Linked DNA regions of Homo sapiens: region 1 is linked to region 2. The links are chromatin contacts, found by Hi-C in ENCODE. All regions are on one chromosome and are shown on one strand. Each heading gives the region's core, a stretch centred on a gene start or an enhancer-like site at or near the end of the contact. The rest is flanking DNA. Distances are from core to core; before and after follow the strand shown.

Region 1 (6,017 bases), core at 2,121-4,620, 180 kb before region 2:
TTCCAAACTGCAAAATCAGGTCCTGGTCCAAGCAGTGTGGCTCCCTTGGGGCTCCTCGTGGGAACTGTCTTAGGGCTTCTTTCACGCTGGGGCCTGAACAGTCAGCTGAATCAGCCTCCTGCATTTTGTGCCCCACAGTGACATTCTCAAACCCTACCTTTCCTGTAGGCTACTGAAGACTCTCTAAATGACTGCAGGTAAAATACCCACCACTCACAGATTAAAAGTCAAAACCAGAACATTATATATAGAAAAAATAGAGCAATAAAGAATCTCAAGCCTTCTAGGTAATTTAGGCAGCTGTCATAGCTTCCAACCCCTCCGTCCCCATTCTACCATGATGGGTTTGTCTTAAAGGAGACATATATACATAATTTATTATTAAAAATTAAATCACCAATATTTTTCTAAATTACAAGCAAGAAAATTCTGAATAGTTCATCAAAATCCTCTTGACCAAACTCATTGCAGTGGGGGAAAAGCACACACTTTTTTTCTTGTTTTGTGAAATGTGACCCTGAAAACTGAAACCTAAGGGAGGATTCGTACGTGTGTGTTGAAGAGTGTTTATATTTCTCTCTCTCTCTCCTGAACAGTGTCCCATTACACAACCCCGAAGCCTGGTGTTGTGTTCTTGTTCCTATTTATTCTATCCTAGTGAGGGAGACCTTTCTGTCCCTCCTCTCTTCCCTTCTCCCTGTGGTTCCCAGAGAGGAACGTGAGTTTTCAAAGTGTCAGAACAGCATCAGTGCTGATGTATAGGCCACAGTTGTTTCTCTCAAAAGGCCTTCAGAGCCCTCCCTTCTCCTCTGTTCCCTTCAAGTTGGGAATGATTCATCAGCTGGCCTTTAGCAAGAAAAGAGGCCAGCCTAGGGTCTCGGGCCTTTGACCTCTGTGAAGAGAAAGGTCACACTGAGAGCAACTGTGCAAGCTCCAAAGCTGGAGACACAGGCATAGAAACCCGAGGCGGAGGCGCCGGGCGAAACGGAGGGGGATGGTGGGAAAGAGTGGGAGTTTAGAAAAGTTAAGAGTATATTTCTAAGAGACTCAGTGGATCAGCTGACAACCGGGGTCAAGGGTCATATTTATGCTTGATTCCCTGAGCATGTTACAGTAACATCTGCTTGTTAAGAGTCTTTAGGGAGCCGGCCTGGGGACCAAGTGCTTCTGACCTCCTTCCACAAAAGGGGACAGGCTAAGAGATTAGGGGTTCCTATTAACGTCTGTGTTTGACTTAACGACTCTCCCCGCCCTCTCCTGGGTGTGATTTGTCAGCTTCACCCCATTTCATTTTATAATCTTGCTAAATATTTAAATGAGCCCCATGGTTGTCAGTGGAGCAGCATCTGAAACTGCAGAAAAGAAAATTAGATTTCTATGGGGAAAAATCTTAGTGAGAAGTATAGAATGAGAAAGATTAAGAGAGGAAGAACAAACCCAGGAACTGCTTTGTGTGGTAGAATGGAGTCATTTCACAAAAACTTGTCAACTTTTCACATCGCCAACAGAATAAAAAGTCAGTTGTAACTGTGTAACAAACTTCCTAACAAGAGAGACAATTTGATCATTCAGTCGTCAGGAGATTATAACTTGATGTGGTGTTTTGCCTCAGTCATTGATGTCCTAAACTCAACACGAGGACAGAACTCACCATCCACGGGAGGTTGAGCGGTGAACATTGATTTCACTCTTTTATTGACCTTTTTTTGTTTGAGTCACTTTTATGCTCTTTATGATCCTTTAAAAGTCTTAGGTTTTATTTTCTCCTGTCACCAAAGACAGGAGAAAATAAACAGATTTATAAATAAAGATAAGTACATTTTAAATGTGTAAAATGCCCTATTTCCAATGTCTCTGGCCAAATTAATAATTAATGAAATCATAAAGTAGTTACTGGAAAATGGGGGTGAAACAACAAAAAATGCACTAAGCTGCTAAATTCTTTTTATTTTTTTAAAAATTATTTTGTGAGTACATAGTTGGTGTGTATATGTATGGGGTACATGAGATATTTTAATGTAGGAATGCAGTAAATAATAACCACATCATGAAAAATGGGGTATCATCCCCTCAAGCACTTACCCTTTGTGTTACAAGCAATCCAATTATACTCTTTAACTTATAACATATACAATTATTATTGACTGTAGTTACCCTGTTGTGCTATCAAATACTAGGTTTTATTCATCTTTTCTATTGTTTTCTTACCCATTAACAATCCTCACTTGCCCCCAAATCCCCAAACCCCCACTACTTTTTTTTATTTCCCAGAAGAACATTTGTGTGTCTACTGGCATCTAAAACACACATTTTGCATTGGTTACAATTACTCAGGTTATGTGTTTCCATTTCCCATAAATTTTGCATGGAAGTTTCTGGAAGGACTCAGCTGGGTTTTATAAAATCCCTTGGTGCCACTGCCAGCTTTTATTTCAGAAGCATACATACTTGATGCCTTAACCACTAGCATGACTTTTTGTTTTAACCTAAGGCCTCCCATAGAGGAATAAAACCTGTGAGTGGGGGAAGAAGCTTAGAAAATAGAGGATATTATTTTTAGCTAGAAAAAAAGTAAAAATAATCGAGTGATATCACGTAACACCCGCTCTTCTGGGTTCCATGCATAACAAAGTTCATGCAGTCTAACTTTCCATGTAACTGCATGAAAACAATCTGTTTGCTATTTATATGCAATTGCCTTGGGGAAACCAGCCCCATGGAGGAGAATAGATTATTCCAAGGTGAATTGGATGTAAGCATATGGAGTCTCTTCAAAGGCAAGGTCTTGGATGTGTGTGTGTGTGTGTTCATGTGTGTGCACACGTGCACACTTGAGGTCAGGGTAGTTGGTGGTGGGGTGGGTGATGGGAGCTGTTCAAAACCACTTTCTGATTACAAATAATAAAAAAAAATTCAATCGGAAGTGCGTTCTGCCAAACTTCACAATAAACCTCCTAGCAGGACATTGAGATTTTCTTAATCAGGGTCAGACCCACAAGCATAAGGCCAACGAGTTCAGTGGGAAAAACGACTCTTCTTCCCAGTTTTTTTTTCTTTCTTTTTTTCTTTCATTTGGAAAGGACCTCCTCATATACATGCAGAGCAATTTTCCAGTACATTAACCCAGGAGGGATCCTCTCTCCGTCAGCTTAAGAGATAGGAAAGTTGAGAAACAGGGTGAAGGGAAGATGGATGGGCCTGGGATATGAGAGAGGACAGTTTTTCCACTGTCCTGCCCTGTACACCTAGGACAAAGACTTCATTGACTGCAGTGCTTGACATCAGCCTCATAAACTAGTCAGCACAAAAGGTCTGACACTTGAAAGTACCAGTCCCTGCCTTCTTTCTATTGCAGCTGTGCACGGGGGTTGGGCCCAACAGTGGTGTCCCTTTGTCAGCCCATAGGACAAGAGGTGAAGATAAATAGTGTTGACTTTAATGTAGTCACACAATTTTGCTATTTCCCAAAAGACAACATTTCCTCCCAGGCCTCACATCACGGCCCCAGGAGAAAGAACTATCTTCCCTTTAGTTGGGGAGTAAGGGTGGACTGGGCTGGGATCCTGATGAGGGTGTGGAGTGGACATGTGGCTTGAGGGAAAAGGGTAGATGAAGGACAAGTGCAGAGTCATGGGATCTGCTCCTTATCCTCTCTGGGGAGATGGTTTGGTTTTCATGCATTCCAGCTTGGTCACAGTGGTTTCTTTCGTTTTCTCGAGTTCTTTGGAAATGGCCCCAGAGGGAGAAAATGCACACAGGAAGGAAGACTGAAAACATGAAGAATTGTATGATTTAAAAGAGTTTTAAAAACCACTGTGGTATCTTTCTGTTTATCACAAAGCCAGAAAGTAAAATGCTTCCCTGAGAGCTTTTTGGTAATATGACTTTAAAACAAGCACTGGAGTAGATGCCAGAATTCAAGAATCCTTTGTGCTGAAGGGAGGAATTGATCAGGTGTGTGGTCCGCTGCATGAGATTGTTGTTATAATTATTCATTATTTGGCTGGGCATCAGCATAGGTAACAAGTTTTTGTATTATTTCCTCCAGTGTCAGGGAAGGAAAAATTTGAAATACTGAACACAGAACTCACCATTGGGGCTTGATGGGTTATGACCAAGTTAGATCGGCTGCACAGAGGCTCACCCTGCCTGAACGCCACCTTAACTCCCTTAACTACTCTGACTGCAGAACGCCACTCTGATTCTGCCTTTTCTCTCTCTAGAGAGACTATCTGGAAGATAACATGTGAGCCATCCCCAGTCATAAGCATCTGTCTGCAGTCGGAGCTCTTCATGGTCAAAGTGGACGCCAAGAGCTTAGAGCATTCAGGCTCTAAAGAGCAATCTAAAAGTATCTTAGGTGCAGAACAAGGGAAATGTGGAGGCTCAAATACTTATAGACCCCTCATGGTCAGGCTGAAGCAAAGTCAGAACTGAGACATAAACGCCAGAGGGGAGTTCTATTTAACCACCAACAGCCGAACTCAGATCAATCACACGTTAGCTGGGTTTAACAACTGGCGGAATTTTCTTTTTCATTCCCCTGTCAAGCTGACAAGGTTGGAGCTTCCTTCTACTGATGGGCACCTCATTGTGTCATTTGAGCATATCCTTTAGAAGTTACTGATCCTGGTCGGGCACGGTGGCTCATGCCTGTAAGCCTAGCACTTTGGGAGGCCAAGGTGGGTGGATCACCTGAGTTCAGGAGTTCAAGACCAGCCTGGCCAACATAGGGAAACCCTGTCTCTACTAAAAACACAAAAATTAGCCGGGCTTGTTGGCGTGCGCCTGTAATCCCAGCTTCTCAGGAGGCTGAGGCAGGAGAACTGCTTGAACCCTGGAGGCACAAGTTGTAGTGAGCTGAGATTGTGCCACTGCACTCCAGCCTGGGCAACAGAGTGAGACTCTGTCTCAAAAAAATACACCATGGAATACCATGCAGCCATAAAAAATGATGAGTTCATGTCCTTTGTAGGGACATGGATGAAATTGGAAATCATCATTCTCAGTAAACTATCGCAAAAACAAAAAACCAAACACCACATATTCTCACTCATAGGTGGGAATTGAACAATGAGATCACATGGACACAGGAAGGGGAATATCACACTGTGGGGACTGTGGTGGGGTAGGGGGAGGAGGGAGGGATAGCACTGGGAGATATACCTAATGCTAGATGACGAGTTAGTGGGTGCAGCGCACCAGCATGGCACATGTATACATATGTAACTAACCTGCACAATGTGCACATGTACCCTAAAACTTAAAGTATAATAAAAAAATAAATAAAAAAATAAAGTTACTGATCCGAGGTATTTTTAAAACTCCATTGTATACAACTCTGCTACAATCTCATTCTAGAGATCATTTCTTGAGGCTAAGATTTAAAGACGTTTCCTTTGATGAGAAAATGGTTGAGATTGGATTTTTTTTCTATGAATCTTTTCACAGAAAAATGAATAGTTGCAATTTGGGAAAACAAATTTCTTGAAAGTAGAGAAAGTACTGACCGGCTTCCCATTCATATCAGTTTAACCTTCTTTTTAGGAGAATACTATACATAACTGATGCATCTCTTCATGAACTTGGAGTATATATTTTGAACTTACCGTGGCTTGCTTTTAAATGGTTATCTGGCAATAATTTTGACCTACTGGTACATGCTTCATGATTTGAAGAAGGCGGGTTTTAACAATTGTCTATTACTTTTGGAATTCATTATGAGTAGGATATACTTATGTTTATTTATCCTTAAGTAGAACCTGATTGTTCCAAAAACCTACTAGTTATCTCCGAATGCCACCCCCGTCTCCATATCTCAGGTCTGTTTTCTGGGGAGACGGCAGCGTGGACCGAATTATGCCCATCTACCTCTGCCTAGTCAACTGCCCCCTTCCTATTCTCAAGGCCTGAGTTCCATCCTCTTCTGGGCTCTCAAACATAGAGTGTCACTTGGCAACTCAGACATGAAAGTGCTGAGCTTCTTTGTAGCAGAGGAAAAAACAGCTGAATATGAT
Region 2 (6,383 bases), core at 238-2,737:
TTGATGACATTTTGCTTTGTGTTAGACACCTTCTTAGTCCTTAGAAATCATGAGATGCTGACTGACTGATAATATCCCATGCTCTAGCATGGCTATTTTTTTTTTTTTTTGGACCAAGGGTTATTCCTGGGGCTACATGAACCTGTTTTTGAAAAAGTGGCATTCTTTGTTCCATCCAAAAGCAGCAGAGATGCCATCACTTGGCTTACATTAGCTGAATGAAGAGTCCTACTTCAGTTCAGTACACTTCTCCTGAGTGCCAAGACTTGCCCAAGACATTGTGGATACAAAGTTAATTAAGACATCTCATTGTGCACTAATGGGTAACACACATTGATAAGACATTATTTTAACAGAATGTATTAAGTTCTAAGGCTGACATATACTCTGGGTGCTATGGAAGTCCTAAAAGAGGCATGTGCCCTAGGATAAAGCTTTAAAAGCCCCAATTAATCCTAGTTTCTAACATTTTGGGACTTACAGCCAAGAATTCTTGTCTATGTGTCTATCTAAAGTTAAAAGAAATCATTGTTTGGCTTCTCACATCTCTAGTTGAAAATCTTCTACCTTGAAAAAATTCTGTATGTGGTCAGTCTTGGAAGTCCGTCCTAAGTAGTGTCTGTGTCACCCACACCTGACTCTCCAACTAAGGGGAGGAAGGAGCTAGTCTTTCTTTCAGCTGGAATCAATTTTTTCTACCCAAGTCCATTTGCTAGAATTAATTGTTTCGGAAGAAGCTCAATTTTGCTGGAAAATCCAGAAAAGATTTTAGTTACAGCTCCACATAATAAAGCAATTGTGTAATTAGTAATACATTTGTCACTCCTTTACTGAGTGGTGGGGGGCAGGAGGGAGGGCAGGGGGGAGGGGAGTAACCCATGTATTGCTTTAGTGTAAATCCTGACAGTGGTGATTTTTTTTTCAGGGAATTATACCATTATACCATAAAAGTGTCAAGGCACAAGTTTACTGTTCCTACTAATATTCTAAAATATTCTCTTAAGCTGACATCTCTGTCAATTAAAATTAAACAAAATTGCATTCTGCCATATACATTTCAAGGAGGAAGCATTTGAGTTTATGGCTGCTCTTTGAATTGATTTTTAACATGGCATCTGTAAAACTTGGCTCGAACAAGATGAGGTGGGATGTATTTAAGGACCAGTCAATTAAAAAAATGTGTTTAAAGATCATAAATTGACAGGCAGAATAGACTGCACATGCCTCCAGGTTTCTCAGCTATTAAAATAAATCCAGCCATTCTTTTGAATTGAATGTTTGCGCTGACATAATTCAGTGCCAACACGCTTCCGACTTGTTTTGGGTTTTCAGTGTTTTTACAGAGAATAACATAAACAAGGAAGCTTGTGAGTGTCGCTTCCAGTTGCTCAATTCGCACAGATTTGGGAAAAGTCCTTCTCCTGGTGTTTCCCACAGCGGAGCAGTGGGAACGTGCTTTCTCACGGGACATTGGTTCTCAGGGAGGAGAGCAAGGGCAGTGAGCACTTTTGGCAGAAGTGCGCTGCTAATAAAGTCTTCGGGGAGATCACCCCCTGTGATAGGAAGATGAGCAAAGTAAATCTCTGTTCCAATTCCTTTAAAAGGAATTTAAGAAGCCGTCTTTGGGCTCAGCCCTCTGATTGCCAAACCTTAATGTACAATGTTTTATTGATGCATTTAAGGCAAGTATTATTTAATGATCCAGAGTTTCTAAGGGCCAAAGTACTTTCCTCATTCTTTGTTAAGCACCTTTTGGAAGCTCAATGTGCCTTTTCAGGTCACCTGGTTACCACTTAAGAGAAAGAGATAATATCCTAAGCAGCTTAAAAGGGTTTATGCCCTTTCAAGCAAGTTCACAAATGATGTTCTGGCTTGGCCACTGTCCCGAATAATTTGGGTATGTGTGAAACATCCATATTCTTAATGGGCAGATGCTTTGTCTAGACAGAGAGGAAAAGGTGTCCCTGAAAAAGCAGGGAGGAATGGGGGAAACTTTCTTCTTTGCTTTAAAGTCAGGAGGCCAGGCTGTGAAGGGACAATCAGGCAAGGAGTATTTGGGTCTTGCCCAAAAGGATGGCATCTTCCTTATGGGTCATTTGTAAACCTCTATAAATTCTAAGGCCACAGCATCACATCCAGCTTTTTCACTGGTGAATCCACCACGCCAATCATACCGGTACTATATGGTATGGGCTACATAAATACTTCTGAAATTATAAATAAATGAATAAGCAGATTGAACTCTGGTGTCCCAATTTTTAAAATATTTCTGCCAAAGAAGTGGAGTAGCTAAAAATACCTAGAGAGGAAGTCACATGGAGAAAACCTACCCAGGGGAGACTCTTGTTGGGTTTTATAGAGACTCACAGAGACCACAGGGGTATGTAACACTCCCTGGAGGAAAATCCAGGAGACAGAGTTGCTTTCACTCTTTTGGTTGTCATCCTCTCTTCCCTCTTTCAATCTCGAACTCTTCAGTAGCCATGGTTCCTGTGTTCTCTCTCTCTCTTTTCCCTCCTTCTGCTCCTGTTGGGTTAAGGTATGTCTCTAGAGGATGTCTACTGTGTGCTGCACATCCAAATTACATTTGTGGATGGTGGTCACTAGAGACCTAGCACAGGACAGGGGTGGTGATACAAGATCAATGTCCAGACATGAGTCAGGTAGGCAAAGTGCACAGAACCAGGAGAACCAAGTGGCCAAGAGAATCCAACTTCTGTTCTTAGCCATACTGCACGGGTAGCATGAAACTGGTCCCTCAGAGAAAGTTTGATTTATAACACCGTCCCCTGCCCAACCCACAATCTGGAAATACTAAACAGTTTTTTTTTTGTTTTTTTTTGTAACATAAAGCTGTGTTACACAAATTCTTGAAATGTCTGACATGGTAATAGGGTGTATTTTAGTTGATTATTGATTCACTCCACATTTTTTTCATTTTAATAAATATTTACCAGGCTCCTACTATAGGTAGAGGTGCAGTTCAAAGAATCTTGGATTCCGATAGGAATGACAATAAAACTCTTCCTAACGGAATTTATATTCTAGTGAGGAGTATAAGAAAGATAACTTTTAAGTAAATATCTATGTATGTATACACAGCAAGATGATAGGGAATGTGGGTAGGGGGTATTGGAAGGGGGTGAGAAAGGGTGCAGGAAGTGGTAATATTTTCAAAGGGTGCTTGGGAGAAGCTTCCTAAGAAGGTGCTATTTGCATAAAGAACTGAAGAAAGTGAAGGAGCCAATCTTGCAGATTCCCACCCACCATCTTAGCCCTCTGTCACTCTTGAACACTTGGCACTCAATGAATGGCATTATTATCCAACCTAATTAGGTAAATCATAAAAAAGTGGTCCTTGAATCATCTCTCCTCCTCATCCATGAGCCCCATCCAAACATCTCTGTGTTCACTGGATTGATATTCTCAATGGATCCCTCAGATCTTAACTCTTTCACCCATTTCCATTATCCCCTGTAGTCTTGGCTATCATCATATCTCATGGCCTACCTGTTTTAATCTGTAGTTACTCTTGGCCTCTCATATCTCTTCTCCACACATTAGGGATGTCTGTGTTCTATATTTTCAAACACGTGTTTGATTATTTTACTTTACTTAAAAATTTTAGTGGCTTTCAATTGTTCTGAAGATAAAGATAATAATTCCTAATTTGGCCCATAAGACTTATAGCTTTCCCTTTCCTGCAACAGGTTTATGCCTGTTGTGACAGTGTCATTCTTATTAGCATCCCCTTTCATTCTCAAAAGAATCTAGGTTTGGACCATAAATTACATGGTCAGTTTTCTCCTGACCAAGTTTATATTCTTAACTGGTGAACACCAAAATTATTCTCAACTTCTTAAAGAAATATTTTCTGAACAAACAGAAATTTGTTTTTTGAACAAACGCATTTTGATTGAGACAAAATACAGGTACTAGCAGCTTAGGAGCCATGTTTCAAAAAAAGTATTTTTCATTGTTCCCCTGAGAAGAAAGGAGAGGCCATGGGGCCCTTGACCCAATGAATAAGGAAAAAAGAGGTTGGTGACAGAGAGATGTTAATTCATGCATTGTGAGTTTGAATGATGTGTTTTCTTTACACCTTCGAGTTAAGATCACCTGGATGACTAAACCACAGTTCAACTTCCCTTTCACTGTTATAAACCGTGGAAGTTAGTCTAAGCTTCTGGATTTCTTTCAAAGATTCAACATTTCACCATATGTGAAATCAAAATTTATAGTCATCTCATGATAAATTTTAAAAGGTGGCATGAGCTTCTGTTTTCAGATGAGAAAATAAGATTTTTAAATTTTTTTTAAATAAATGAACTTTGTAGTGTTGTTGAATGTTACTGGAATGTTAGCCTTTTGTTAAATCTAAATTATTTATTCATCGTTTGTGTTTGAAGCCTGCTAACGTTTCAGAAGACTGCTGAAAGAGTCTAGGCAGATGCTGCTGTACATAGAATTCTGTTCCACACTCTGGAACTGGACATGGTTTGAATTCCAGCCCCACCCTTAATGATCCATGTGACCTTGGCAAGTCTCTGTGTGTTAGTTTCTTCATCTGTGACAGGGGTTAATAATTGTGAAGACTAACAGAGATAACTTGTGAACAATGTGTAAATGTTCTCTGGCAGATGATAGACCCACTGTATTCCAAGTCTGTAGATTATCTTTATTACTAGTTATTGAGCCCCTAATATGTAACAAACTATATGTACCCTTACTCTGTTCTTCATAACCAAGTATATTTTTCATATTCCCATGAAAAAGCTACCCATATAATTTTTTTTTTTTTGAGACGGAGTTTCACTCTTGTTAGCCAGGCTGGAGTGCAGTGGCATGATCTTGGCTCACTGCAACCTCCACCTCCCAGGTTCAAGCGATTCTCCTGCCTCAGCCTCCCAAGTAGCTGGGATTACAGTTGCCCACCAACATGCCCAGCTAATTTTTGTATTTTTGGTATAGACGGGATTTCACCATGTTGACCAGGCTGGTCTTGAACTCCTGACCTCAGGTGATCCATCTGCCTAGGCCTCTCAAAGTGCTGGGATTACAGGCATGAGCCACTGCACGTGGCTGCTACCTGTATCATTATTAAACACCTCCATTGGCAAGTATTTAAGGAACAGTGAACACAAACAACAATGCATTCAGCATTCTGACATGCCAAACCTTCTATCCTCGGACTACAACCTGAGAAAATTATATAAAAAGATGCTTTGAGTCTCTCATGATTGACCACCATCCCTCACCCTTCAGCCTTATTTCACTCTCTTGTGTAACTCATATACACATTTATGCCCCACACATTCCTCTAAGTGTCCATCTCACTTCTGAGTGCTGCTTCACTTACTGGTGGCCATGAACTGTGAAAGATGCATAAGTCATGTCTATGTCTCCAAAGAGCTTACGAGATACTTACATAAAGATAACATATACATAAAACCACAAGTAAGGGAACACAAATGGGCACAACATTGTTTTCCATACTTTAAAAATAACTATTGTATGTGTGTTCCTCACTCAATTTGCCTTTTGAAAGAATGTTGTGACTAGCTGTTCCTATCTGTTCAAATTCCTTAGACTTATTGACTTTTATTTGCTTCACACTCAGATTTGGTTAATAGCTTTGCATATTCTGAGACACTTTTCCCAATTTTTTGTCCACCAATTTGAATTATTTCTTTGGTAAACAGCCAGCTCTTGATGTTCTGCATACGCTAGGTTGAGAACACAAACATCAGTATATTTATATCAACTTGAGATCCCTAAAAATTGACTTGGACCATCATGTAATTCTGAAATACACTTTGAGACGAAAGTATGTCTGTCTAGTTAGTTATTCTCTGAAAAAGATCCCCAGAGGAGTTTGGCCTGACCCCAGAGTGTTTTTCTTCGTTGCTGGAGGGGGACAGTCTTGAGCCTAGCCCCACTGCAAACTATATAACTGTTTATTTTGATTCCCAGGCAGATCTCTATGATAAATAAAGAAGACTTGCTTTGCATGTAGATATTTATATTTTAGAAATGTGGTCCAGGTTTCTCAGCTCATACCATTCTGCATGAAATATAATCAAATGGGTGAGGATAACAATAAAAATGTCAATGAAAGACTCTCATAAGCAACCGGGCTGGGCTTCTCAACCCTAATTCAAGCACTTCCCTGATTCAGGCAGAGGCCTAGCCAAGTTCAGAATCCTTAACCATAATGATTGGAATCCTTTGTCCATTACAGGTTAGTTCTGTTCTTCCCTGTTTCATTTCCAGAGGCCACAATTGTTCTCTGTATTATCTACTTTGCTCTCCCATTTTCTGTCTATTTGCTCCTGGTCTCTGCTGAGGACATGGTTGAATCTAAGGCTAGTCACGGTCTCCTG

Evidence for each region. Hi-C counts contacts between places; a loop is a spot of excess contacts on that map. Pooled maps may share reads with other maps.
Region 1: a loop to region 2 is called in a map of heart right ventricle, with 9 times the contacts of the local background. The contact joins two enhancer-like sites. A Hi-C loop is called at or near these places in 6 of 168 maps with a recorded cell type or tissue (GM11168, Right ventricle myocardium inferior, heart left ventricle and 1 more), 1 of 37 single-sample maps with no recorded cell type and 7 of 50 pooled maps.

Annotation. Positions count from the first base shown.
Region 1 is chr15:95,841,010-95,847,026 of GRCh38, reverse strand. No RefSeq gene overlaps it. Among named protein-coding and RNA genes, the nearest start is that of LINC00924, 410 kb to the right of the region's middle. Within about 2 kb of position 3,370, at least 5 of the 41 ENCODE cell types and tissues checked have a DNase peak (open chromatin) inside an H3K27ac peak, as active enhancers do; they include heart right ventricle, where a contact is called at or near this core.
Region 2 is chr15:95,654,920-95,661,302 of GRCh38, reverse strand. No RefSeq gene overlaps it. Among named protein-coding and RNA genes, the nearest start is that of LINC00924, 230 kb to the right of the region's middle. Within about 2 kb of position 1,487, at least 2 of the 41 ENCODE cell types and tissues checked have a DNase peak (open chromatin) inside an H3K27ac peak, as active enhancers do; they include heart right ventricle, where a contact is called at or near this core.